Linked DNA regions of Homo sapiens: region 2 is linked to region 1. Evidence: read pairs that join two places in POLR2A ChIA-PET (ENCODE). Cell type or tissue: HepG2. All regions are shown on one strand. Links, peaks and the distances in the headings refer to the core of each region. The heading gives the core; the rest is flanking DNA.

Region 1 (6,246 bases), core at 2,394-4,893:
TTGGTTCTGACTCCTCAGGCTCCTCTGGTTGGAACTGGAGATTAAAAAAAGAACACAGCTTAGCCCAACTTATTCTCCAGGATGCATGCATCTGTCCACCTCATCCATCCATTCTATCATCTGTCCATGCAACACCCATCTAACGTCCAGCATCAGTAGATCCATGTATCCATCCAACCATCCAGTGTCTATCACATGACTCACCCTCTCATGTACCCATCATCCATTGTCTATCACCCATTCATGTATCTACCCTCCATTGATCCATCACATATCCATTTACCCAATACCTACATATCCCTCTCTCCATCCATCATCCATCTACCCATATCTCCAACATCTATCATCTGACATTCATCCACCCATGCCACATCTATCCATTCATATTCCACCCAAAGTTCATCCATCCATCACCTAAGCAACATCCATCATATATCCACCACCACCATATATTCATCACCCAGCTATCCATCCATCATCACCCATCTGTCATCCATCCAAAAGATGTCTATTATTCATTCAACATGCATCATTGATCCATCATCCATTCACACATTCACCCTCCATTCATTCATTGTTCACCCACTGACCCCTGTGTCCTCCATCTTGCATGCATCCACTGAGCTGTCCCCTCCTTTATGTCAGGCCCTGGGCCAGAGCTAGAGTTACAGAGATAAAGCAGGTAGAGATCCTGCCTGTGTGGAGCTTATGGGGAAATGACAACCCTATTAGATGGATGTTGCATGGACAAATGGAAGCAAAACTGCCAAGCCCAGAAGGGGACCATTACTAGGAGTGACTGTTCAGGGAAGGCTTCTCAGGACAGGGAGCCTGACCTAAGACTTCGACAATGAACAGGCGTTTGGTGGCTGAACAGGGAAGAGCATGTGCAAAGGCAGGGATATGTGCTCACAGGCCCTGCAGCCAGCTCAGCACCAATGAGGCAAATCCGGAGTGGAAGGAAGGGAAGCCGGCCTTGAGTGCCATGCCAAGGATTTTTTTTTTTTTTTTTTTTGAGATGGAGTCTCGCTCTGTCACCCAGGCTGGAGTGCAGTGGCGTGATCTCGGCTCACTGCAACTTCCACCTCCCGGGTTCACACCATTCTCCTGTCTTAGCCTCCCAAGTAGCTGGGACTACAGGCACCCGCCACCACGCCCGGCTAATTTTTTGTATTTTTAGTAGAGACGGGGTTCCACCGTGTTAGCCAGGCTGGTGTCGATCTCCTGAGCTCGTGATTTGCCTGCCTCAGCCTCCCAAAGTGCTGGGATTACAGATGTGAGCCACTGCACCCAGCTGTGCCAAGCCAAGGATTTTCATAGAGAGGAGCAGCTGGAGCCCCAGCAGGACCTGGTGGTTACTCGTTTTGTCATCTGTGAAATTCCTTTCAGTACATGGTGCTCCCATCCCTTCCCAGCCACCATCTCCTAGCCTCCTGAGAACCCTGAGCTTCACCATGAAACTGAAGAATCTTTCTAACTTCCTTCTTGACCTGGCCGGCCTGTGGCACCCAGCATGCCCCGGGACACAGCACCGTGTCCTCCTTGAGCTGTCTGTGTGCCTTCCTAACAAGCCTGACAGCAATCTGAGGGCAGGACGAGCTGACTTATCCCTGCTTCTCTGATGTCCACGCATTGAGTTGATTGGAGGGTCAACTCATCAAAGCCACAGGGAAATACAGGGGAGAGGGTTCTCCAGTCCTCCCATGGGCTCAGGAGCTTTGTGACGTGGTGGCTAAAAGCACAGACTTAGGCCGGGCATGGTGGCTCGCACCTGTAATCCCGGCACTTTGGGAGGCCAAGGTGGATGCATCACCTGAAGTCAGGAGTCCAAGACCAGCCTGACCAACATGGAGAAACCCCATCTCTACTAAAAACACAAAATTAGCCGGGCATGGTGGCACATGCCTGTAATCCCAGCTACTCGGGAGGCTGAGGCAGGAGAATAGCTTGAACCTGGGGGGCGGAGGTTGCAGTGAGCTGAGATTGTGCAATTGCACTCCAGTCTGGGCAACAAGAGCGAAACTCCGTCTCAATAAGTAAATAAATAAATAAAAATAAAAGCACAAACTTTGGAGTGGATGCTTTGATCTCATTTCTCACGACCTATGCATGTGTGACCCCCAGCAAATGCCTAAGGAGTCTGAGCCTCAGTTTCCCCATCTGTCAAGTGGCAGCTGCCTCCTATCCACTTGAGGCACATATGGCAAGGCCCTGGGCCCAGCACGGGGTGCACCCTGATGCCTGGAAGCCCTGCTCATCCTGGGGCAGGTGGCGTTGGACTTTGCATCTAGGAGATGAGGAGGCTTTGGAGAAACAAGCAGGAACCCCCACGGCACCCCAGCGCTGCCCGTCAGAGAAGTGGTTGGTCCATCTTACAGAGAGAGAGAGAGGCTGGTGTTCAAAACCACATGCCGTCCTCCCAATGAGCTATTGCCAGGGTGCAGGATTCTGGCCTCCAAGACCCTCCCTGCCCACCATCTTCAGATGAAGAATGTTCTGGGCTTCAAGGCAGCACCAAAGCACCAGTGAAGCAGGGGAAGGGCGAGCACCTACTGTGTGCCCGGCGCTGGGCCCACTTTGCACACGACCCTCATTTAAGCAGCCTGTCTTGGCAGCTAGCTGAACCCAGTGAGCATTGATGCACCCTCTTCTCTGTGTCTGAGAGGAGCTGTAGGGGCCAGAGAGGGTAAGCGAGGCTGTCCTGGACTCAGGTACCTGAGTACCACCAGGGGAAGGGGCATGCCCACACTGGCTACAGTCCCAGGTGGGGTCAGGTGTGTGCCACCAGACACAACATAAACCAGGTATGGTGGAGCCAGGAGGGGAATAGGCCCTGGCCAGAGCATCTTGCTTGAGGCCTCAGTGTGGTCTGCACTGAGCAGACCTGGGTTTTGCCCATGCCCCACCAGCAAGTGGCTTCACCCTGCGCATCAGTTTCCTTATCTGTAAATAGTGTATTTCTCACCTGGTTGCTAAGGAGACTAAATGGGAAAAGCACACGTCAAACATTCAGATCAGGGCTTGGCCCATAAACGCTTAAAACTGTGTTGCTCATCATCATTGTTGGGCCAGTTTGGTGATCGGGATGGGTTGTGGTCAGCAGGGAGGCTGAGGTCTGAGCCTGGAGGGGGATGCAGGAGCTTAGGCTACTCCAAGGGGAGGCTTTTCCAAGGAGACTTGGCTGAGTGGGGCTGACTTTCTGGCTACCCTTGGGAGGGTGGAAACCTCCTTACCTGCAGCTCTGGCAAGCTGGGGCCCTTCGCAGTGCTCCTGCTCCCCAGGGGGCCCGTCTGCTCCAGGCCTGCCAGAGTTGCGGTCGCTGGTCCTCTTGTCACTTTGATCTTTGGCCACTGGGTGGAGGTGCAGGCAGGGCTGGGCAGCTGGACCGGGCTCTGGGACTGCAGTGCGGGGCTGTGTCCATTGACTGGGGTGGCCTCGGCCCAGCCTTCTGGCTGGCTGTGTGACTCCTGCTCAGGGACATCGTTTGTGCCTGGGGGACCCAGCTCTGGCCCTAAAGCCCTGGCCAGGTCATCCCTGTGTCCAGCTGGGTCCTTGCGGGGCAGCCTGGCCTGCAGGAGCTCCAAGAGGCCCTCCCAGTCCAGGCTGGGGACACGGGCCCAGACCCCCTCTCCTGGTGCCCGGAGAAGGCCAAGCAGATCCCTCCAGTCAAGCTCGGGTCGCCTCTCAGAGCCACGCGGGTATGGACACGCTCCCTCTGCCCCCCAGCCCACAGCAGTGGGTGTCCCAGAGTGCCAGGATTGTGAGGACTCTGCGGGGCCTCCCCAGTTCTCAGGGGGGCTCGTGAGTGGGCTTCTCTTTCCTAGTTCTCTGGGGAGCTCATGAGTGGGCTTCTCCTCCCAGGCCTCTGGCTGCCCCCAGCTCTCCTTGTACTCCCTGGAAGTGCCCCCCCATGCTCCCTCCGGGGCTTTGGCTGCCCCCAGGCTGGGCTCTCCACATCCCCACCAGCCCCCAGGGCCCAGGCCTCCCTCCTGGCTGCTCCAGCTCCTTTCTAGGTGTCTATGAGGGCCCTGGGACCCTGGCGGTTCCTCCTGACTCTGCCACACCCCCAGAGGCTGTCTTGGGCCTGCTTGGCCACTCTCCAGAGGTCTCTGTGTCCGCAGCTCCCTCTCAGGGGTCCTGGCTGATGTCCTGGGGGGCAGCGGGGACCCCTGGAGCTGCCGATCTCCCTCAGGTCTCTTCTCAGGACTCCAAGGATGAGGGGGCTCTGCTTGGCTCCGCCGGGTCAGTTCTGCCTGTTTGGCAGGGAGCATGGTCACCTGGGGATGAGGTGAGGGGGTAGGTGAGGCTCTCTCTCTGGGGACCTGGCTGCCAGCTCTGCCTTTCTTAGGCCCCCAGAGAGTCAAGGCTGTGTCCACACAGCAGCCTGAATCAAAGCAGGCCAAAAAGTACACAGGGTCTCTGCCCCACCCCTCCGGGGTCAGCTCCTCCCTTTCACCCGCTTTCCTCAGTTCCAGAAAAAGATCTGCAAAGACCTGCCCCCGTTCTTGGCTTCTCACCCCTCTCAAAGATACTGATTCCAACTTGGGCTATCAGGTGCCAGAACCTCCACCACCAATACCCCATTCCACTGAGGCGGGCCTAGCCCTCTGGGTTTGGTTAAAGATACAAATTACCCTGAAAGAGAGGGCCCTTAGAGCCAGATTCTTGCTTCAAGGCTTTCCCTGAAATCTGCTCAAGACAGCAGTATTGGCCAGGTGCCGTGGTTCACGCCTGTAATCCCAGCACCTTGGGAGGCCAAGGTGGGCGGATCACTTGACGTCAGGAGTGACCAGCCTGGCCAACATGGTGAAACCCTGTCTCTACTAAAAGTACGAAAATTAGTTGGGTGTGGTGGCACACGCCTGTAATCCCAGCTATTTGGGAGGCTGAGGTAGAAGAATCACTTGAACCTGGGAGGCAGAGGTTGCAGTGAGCCAATATTGTCCCACTGCACTCCAGCCTGGGAGACAGTGCAAGACTCCATCTCAAAAAAAAAAAAAAAAAAAAAAGACAGCAGTGCTTAGTAAAGGAAGGGGATAGCGTGGGAGAGGGGCTATCTTCAAAGGATTAATGTGGGGTCTTGTGCATTTTGCCAAGAGCTGCTGGCCGTTGGGGAGAGGGGAGAGCTGGATCCCCATGATTGGACTCCGACCCTTTCATAGAGGACCTTCCTGTCCAAGCCCCCTGCCTGGCTTCTAGCGGGAGGGAAGAGGCAGTGGCCGCCCCTTGGGGTGCGGGGCCCCAGACAGCTGGCAGTGCTCACCTGCCTGCTGGGGGCAGGGCTGGACTGTCTTCGGAGAAGTTGGCTCTGGCCTTGGCTGGGCTGCTGTGACCGTCCCTCGTCCTGGGCCTGGAAGGCCCCCGCTGCCTCGGACTTCCTATGAGCAAATGCAGCCACTCCTCTGAGGGACTGTCCCACTCCCAGCACCCCAGCCCCTCTGCTCCCACCTCCAACAGGAGGAGATGTGGGACAGCCAGGGACCCACTGCAAGCTCGTTGAAGGGCCCTAAGTGAGGATGACTCTCAGGGCCTTAGTTTCCCCTTCTGAAAAATGGGGATGGTTAACACTGCTCTATTCTGCCTCATGAGGCTCTTGCGAACATGACGAGAAAAGTGGGGAGTAGAGGCGGTTGGGTGGGGAGGGGGATCTGGCCCTGGCCATGGCCCTCTCCTGTCTCATCCAGTACTTCCTATGACTAACCACCACCCCACCAGCAGCCCAAGAGCCACCCCCAGACAAAGGTTAGACTGGTCTTTGCGGGAATTAAGATTTATTGAGCACCTACTGTGTACCAGGCACTGGGCACACATAATCATTATGACAAAGCATTTATTGAGTGCTTCTTATGTTCCAGGGGCCAAGCACTTGTATCATGATCGCAGCCCACGAGGTGGGACGACAGAGCCAGACTGCTGTGTGCCCCCGTGTTCCATTCTTTCTGCCTTTTCCTGTCCATATTGTAAATTTTGGATTTCTTTTCCTTTTTCCCTCCCATCACTGTTAACCAACAGAATCCCAGCGCTTAGCCTTGAAAACTCCAGGCCATCCTAGCTGTTGGCAAAAGAGCTCTGAGCAAGATCAGAAGAAAGAAACATTCTCCCTGACAACTTCAGAGAGGCCAACATAAACTGTCCAAGCAAGTGTCTTTTTTTTTTTTTTTTTTTTGAGATGGAGTCTCGCTCTGTCACCCAGGCTGGAGTGCAGTGGCGCGATCTCGGCTCACTGCAACTTCCATCTCCCGGGTT
Region 2 (6,246 bases), core at 1,422-3,921, 69 kb before region 1:
GAAGAATCCAAATCCTGTCTCTTATAAAGTCAGAACAGAAGGGGGCAAAAGGTGGTGGTGAGCATCAAGAGAGAAAAAAGGAGAAAATTATTTACAGAAAATAGGAGACAGGAGGGAGTGTCCGCAAGAAAAGACTTCATTGTCACTTCTTCTTGCCGGCCCTCTTGGCACTGGACTTTGCTTTGGGTTTCACTGGTTTGGCCTTTTTGGGCTTGGATGCCTTGACCGGCTTGGCTTTGACAGTCTTGGGTTTTTTGGCTTTCTTGGGCGTGGCAGCCAGCTTCTTCTTGGCCTTCTTGACCGGGGTGGCTTTGGGTTTCTTGGTTGGGGCTTTGGAGGCAGCCTTCTTGGGCTTGGATGCCTTCTTTGGCGTGGCTACCTTCTTGATTTCCTTCTTGGTCTTCTTGAAGGCCACTGACTTCTTGGGTTCGTCGCTCTTGGCTAGCCGGAAGGACCCCGAGGCCCCCACCCCTTTGGTCTGCTTGAGGACACCGGTGGTGACCAGGCGCTTGATGGACAACTTGATCTGCGAGTCAGCGTTCTCACCCACCTTGTAGTGGCTCTTGATATACTTCTGAATGGACTGGCGCGAGGAGCCAGCGCGGTTCTTCTCGGCCTGGATGGCAGCCACGATCATGTCTGAATACTTGGGGTGGTCTGTGGACTTCTTGGAGGCCTTGGCCCGCTTGGGCTTGGCCGCAGGGGCGGACGTGGAATTCTCGGTCATGGTGGCCTGTCTGGTCCGGCTGTTGAAGGCGCCTTCCAAAGGGCCAGCCCTCGTCGGAGGCTGAGCAAAGCCTGCCTCGGGATCTGCTCCTGAGCCCCTGACTACCGGGCCAGTCTGGAGTGCGGCTCCCGGGGATGCGAGCGAGGAGTCGCTGCTTTTCCTCCCCGGCTCGGGTGTCGGGAGAGCTCGCCGAGCCGGCTTTGCGAGGCCCAGCCCCGCCGGTCTGTCGCTTGGTCTCGGCACCGGGCTCGGGCTCTGCCTCTGCCTCTGCCTCTGCCTCCGCCTCCTCTGCCTCCCTTTTCCCAGCTCCGCGTCTGGCGCTTGGGCGGCGCATCCGGGTATTTAGCGGCGGCGGGCGGACCGCGGTGAGGACAGGGCTGCTGGCTGCCTGCTCCCGGCCCGGAATGGCGCTGCGCCGCCGCCATCTGTGTTTCTTCCGCCGAGCAAATCCGACCTTTCCCCCCGGCCCGGGCCTTCCTGCTCCCCGCCGCCGCCCTGGGCCGCTGCCTGGCTCCCTGGGCTTCCCCGCCGGGCGGCCCGCTGGCCCGGCCGCCGCCCCCCGCGCCCGCCACGCACCCCAAACGGCGCCGAGGACCGCTGGTGTGCCGGCACATTTCCCCTTTGCGGGGGGCTGGCTCTGCGGGGCTAGGGAGCCTCGGTGCGGGAAACCCCCCGTAGCAAAGCTCTCCCCTGAGGCTACCGGGGGCTCTGCTCCCGGCCCGCTGCGGGGTCCCCTAGCCCGGTGGAGCTGCCGGAAAGCGGCCCCAACTAACACACGCGGCCCCGAGCTGGGCGACTCCCAGCCGGGCCGAGCCGGGACAGGGGGGAGGGGTCGCTCCCCCGGGGTCCGGTCACCTCTCGGGGGTCACCCCGCCACCGGTCCCTCCACACCTCTACCCCCTCTGTCCATGGGGCCCCCAAGGAAACTTTCCCTGAAAGAGTTGGAAGGGTACTTTCAAACTTTGTCCCTTCCCCCTCCTCTGCCGTCTCTCCCCCAGCGCGCCCCCCGACCTCTGCCTTGAGGTTCCCTCCTGAGGCCGAACCCCCAGTGCTGCCCGGACCCTCTGAGAGATGAGGAGGGCCTCCCGGGTGGCCTCTTCTCCTCAAAGACCCCTACATCTCCCATATACCCTAATCGGGAATTCATTTGTGTGCTTCTCTTAGCCTGGAAGTTTTGGGGTGTCAGAGACAGAACTCGCTGCCCCCCATCCGTGAGGCCCAGCCTGGGGGTTCAGTCCCCGTCCCAAGGCTCCTTGAAGGCAATGTGGGGGCGGGGGAGGGCGGTCCACAATGGAGAAGCTGCCCCAGAAGCTCTAACCAGGGACGGTCCGGGGGGCCCCTGTAATGAGGAGAGGCCCTGAGTGCTTTGGGGACTTGGGAAAGCGGGGCGCTAGGGTAGAGGTCGAGGAGGGGGTTATGTCCCTTGGGTTGTGACCTGTCCTCGGAAAGTGTGGAGTTGTTTAGAGAGCCGTGGCCGCGACCACCGCCATTTTGCTGGGAAGATGCGATGTCTTTGTTAAAATGCACACAGATTTTCCCGTGCTGCTTGGCAGGTGTAGACGAGGCGGACACGGGGCGCCACTGTCTGTAGGGAGTTCTGAAGCTCGAGGGGCTTTAGGGGCCCAGAGGCCAGCAGGAGAGACCTCAGAGACCCTAGGACCCCTTGTCTGCGGCCGACCTCCTACTCACGTGCCGGGTCCGCTTGGCAGCGGCCCTGGGCTGAGATTCTGCGACGTTTGCTCCCTGGGCCCCTCTCCCACAACCCCGCTTTTATTCCCTAAGCATAGAGGCCGGTCACTGTTCACTTAAACAATACCCTGGGAGTGGGAGTTTGTTGCTGGTCAAAATGATGAACGCATCCCGGTATGGTCCAAGAGCTGTTTGCAGACACAGTGGGCTACTGGGGAGGGGTAAAGGGGAGGGGTTCGAGGGTTTTGATGTTGGGGACGGGATCGTAGCTGCGTGGGTGTGGGAGGGCTCCTACTGGACCTGGGAGTCTCTGAAGCCAGGACAAATTAATGGGTTTCCCCCGCACGCCAAGGGATGGATTAATCCAAATGATTAGGGGAGGAAGGGGGAGGGGGAGCGCAAGACTCGGTGTCAGATGCCTTCTCTCTGGGCTTATCTCCGTGGCACAGGCGGGGAAGGGAAGCAATGGGGGGTCAGGTTAGTTCAAAAGGTCAAGGTTCGTCTTTTGATGGTGTCAATTTCTCTTAAGTTTCGTCATTTGAAAACACAACATTCTGGTGGCTTTGTTTTGGTTATTTTCAAAGACAACTCGGGTTCCCATTAAGACCTGGTTGGGTTAATACGCACCCAAATAGCCCCCCCTCCCCGTATCCGAGATGTTCCACCCTGAGAGCCCAGAACCATGTCACCCCATCCCCCGCCCCAGATCCGTGCATGTCTTAAAGACTGGATGAATCCAATGACACGACGATCAATAATTTTATTTGCACAGCGCTTTACAGTTTGCACAGTGCTCCCCACCGGTTTCTGGATCCTTTGCGCCTCCTGCCTTTGATCACTATCCCCATCACCCCTATTTTACCGCGGAGGCCCGGGACTTAGAAGGATGGATTGGGGGCGGGGTACTGTAAGGCTCAGCTCCCTGACACCTGGGCGTTCATTTCATTTTGTATCTCTCCTGTCCCTTCTCCCCGCCCATCCCAGCGACCTGTAAATTCCCGGAACTGAAGCCAGAATTGGGGAAAGGGGTTGCCTCGGGTTGCAGGGGCTTCCAGCTAGTGGACACCCCTTCTCCCGCCAGGCGGCGAGGTTCACCGCCCCTTCCCCTGTTCCGGGGAGTTGGAGGGGAAGGGAGGGGGTTCCCTGGGGCTTGGGCGCAGAGGCCGAAGCCGAGGCGGGCAAGACGAGGAAAGACGGCCTCCAATTGGCTTGGCCTCGCCTCGCCTCGCCTCGCCTCGCCTCCCCTCAGGGACACTGCAGAGCTGGGGGGCTTCTTCACTGCAGCCGGACCCCGCCTGGGCACCCAGGCAGGCGGCTCTCGGGTCCCCACCGGGCGCAGAGCCATCTTCCAGCTGGCGGACTGCGCAACCTCCCCCGCCCCCTTTAACGCGAGGCTCTTGAAACCCCAGGAACGGCGGAACCGCGGCAACTGCTCCTGGGAAATGTAGTCCCCGGCGCCGCGCCCCCTGCCCGCGACCCTCGGCAGCCGTCGCGCCCCCCGGGCGTGAGGAGGGGGTCGGACAGCTGCTGTGCCGTGGCGCGGGGAGGGTCCCCCGCTGTCTCTCTCGGGCCTCAGTTCTTCCACCTGTCGGCTCTACCTGTCTCTGGGGTTAGTGAGAGGGGGAAATGAATTCCTTCATGGAAAAGTATAAATCGCATTAGAATGCCAGGGGTCGTGTCCTTACTAATGGGTGTGTTTGTGCGTGCGCGCGCGTGTGCCTGAGCCCTTGGCACGTGACACCTCCACGTTACAGACAGGAGGCTCCCACCCCCACCCCTATGTTTAATGACTTGCCCAGGGATGATAGACTCTCAAGGCAATGCCCTGTTCACTGCACCACCTGTGGTCTTGTGGCATTCTGGGCTTTGTAATCTTTTTTTTTTTTTTTTTTTTTTTTTGAGATGGCGTCTTGCTCTGTCGCCCAGGCCAGAGTGCAGTGGCGCGATCTCGGCTCACTGCAACCTCTGCCTCCCGGGTTCAAGCAATTCTCTGCCTCAGCCTCCCGAATAGATAGGATTACAGGTGTCCACAACCACGCCCAACTAATTTTTTGTATTTTTAGTAGAGACGGGGTTTCACCATCTTGGCCGGACTGGTCTTGAACTCCTATCCTCGTGATCCACTCGCCTCGGCCTCCCAAAGTGCTGGGATTACAGGCATGAGCCACCGCTCCTGGCTGGTTTTGGAATCCTAATGCATTCCTTAATATGTGCCAGGCACTGGGATGGGCTCTGTGATATGGCCATAAACCAAAGTGACAAGAGAGCCCTGCCCTTGTGGAGCTGAGGTTCCCTGGAAAAGATAGATACACAATAGACTACATAAAGAAGTAAATTAGGCCAGGTGCGGTGGCTCACGCCTGTAATCCCGGCACTTTGGGAGGCCGAAGTGGGTGGATCACCTGAGGTCAGGAGTTTGCGACCAGCCTGGCCAACATGGTGAAACCCTGTCTTTACTGAAAATACAAAAATTAGCCGGGCGTGGTGGGGGGCCCCTGTAATCCTAGCTACTTGGGAGAATGAGGCAGGAGAATCGTTTGAACTAGGGAGGCGGAGGTTGCAATGAGCTGAGACCACGCCATTGCACTCCAGCCTGGGCGACAAGAACAAAACTCCATCTCAAAAAAAAAAAAAAAAGTAAATTATATAGTATGCTGGAAAGTGGCAATTGCAAAGAAACAACTGGAGCAGGGTTGGGGGTGGATATAGGCAGTGTCAAATGGTGGTGGTTTGCAATTGTATTTTTTGTTGTTCGTTGTTGTTTTTTGAGACGGAGTCTCACTCTGTTGCCCAGGCTGGAGTGCAGTGCCGTGATCTCAGTTTGCTGCAATCTCCGCCTCCTGGATTCAAGCGGTTCTCCTGCCTCAGCCTCCTGAGTAGCTGGGGTTACAGGTGTGCGCCACCACGCCCGGCTAACTTTTTTTTTTTTTTTTGAGATGGAGTCTCACTCTGTCACCCAGGCTGGAGTGCAGTGCCGCGATCTCGGTTCACTGCAACCTCTGCCTCCTGGGTTCAGGCAATTCTCATGCCTCAGCCTCCCGAGTAGCTGGGATTAGAGGCTCCCACCACCACGCCCAGCTAATTTTTGTATTTTTAGTGGAACGGGGTTTCACTATGTTGGCCAGGCTGGTCTCAAACTCCTGACCTCAAGTGATCCACCCACCTCAGCCTCCCAAAGTGCTGGGATTACAGGCATGAGCCACCACGCCTGGCCCCTTGTTCTACTTTTTGCTCCCTTCTCACTACTGAACTTGACTAGTCTAAAAAAAAAATGGTTCAGATGAATCCCACTACTCGGTATATATCCAAAAGGAAGGAGATCAGCATATTGAAGAGATATCTGCACTCCCATGGTAATTGCAGCACCATTCACAATAGCCAAAATATGGAGTCAACCCAAGCGCACATCAATGGATGAATGGATGAAGAAAATGTGGTATATAAACAAAGGGAATATTATTCAGCCACCAATAAGAAGGAAATCCTGTCATTTGCAACAACACAGATGGAACTGAAGGTCATCATATTAACTGAAATAAGCCAGGCAGAGAAAGACAAATATTGCATGTTTTCACTCATACATGAACACTAAAAAAGTGGATCTTTGCCAGCCTGGTCACCGTGGTGAAACCCCATCTCTCCTAAAAATACAAAAATTAGCCGGGCGTGGTGCCAGGCGCCTGTAATTCCAGTTACTCAGGAGGCTGAGGCAGAAGAATCACTTGAACCCAGGAGGTGGAGGTTGCGGTGAGCCCAGATTGCGCCATTGCACTCTCCAGCCTGGGCAACAGAGCGAGACTTCATCTCAAAAAAAAAAAAAAAAAAAAGGG

Evidence for each region. Peaks named below come from ENCODE experiments on the same cell type or tissue, not always from the same donor. Only the 100,000 strongest peaks of a DNase experiment are listed, where the experiment ranks them.
Region 2: POLR2A ChIA-PET joins it to region 1 with 24 read pairs; 12 of 35 experiments call an interaction of 5 or more read pairs at or near these places.

Annotation. Positions count from the first base shown.
Region 1 is chr22:37,732,430-37,738,675 of GRCh38, reverse strand. It overlaps TRIOBP (TRIO and F-actin binding protein), which reads right to left. Exons shown (of 24, transcript NM_001039141.3): 8 at 5,264-5,378; 9 at 3,234-4,277; 10 at 1-34. LOC124905115 reads left to right here. Exons shown (of 3, transcript XM_047441691.1): 3 at 1-68. Among named protein-coding and RNA genes, the nearest start is that of TRIOBP, 39 kb to the right of the region's middle. In HepG2, for the core only: a CTCF peak has its summit at 3,354 (motif pointing right); a DNase peak (open chromatin) is centred at 3,365; H3K4me3 peaks cover 940 bases.
Region 2 is chr22:37,800,026-37,806,271 of GRCh38, reverse strand. It overlaps H1-0 (H1.0 linker histone), which reads right to left and starts at 1,043. Exons shown (of 1, transcript NM_005318.4): 1 at 1-1,043. The coding sequence starts at 727. The coding sequence ends at 143. RefSeq lists enhancers at 1-647, 2,696-2,990, silencers at 878-957, 3,850-3,899 and a cis regulatory region at 2,302-4,198. In HepG2, for the core only: no CTCF peak of the experiment used is centred there; DNase peaks (open chromatin) are centred at 2,881, 3,241 and 3,802; H3K4me3 peaks cover 2,500 bases.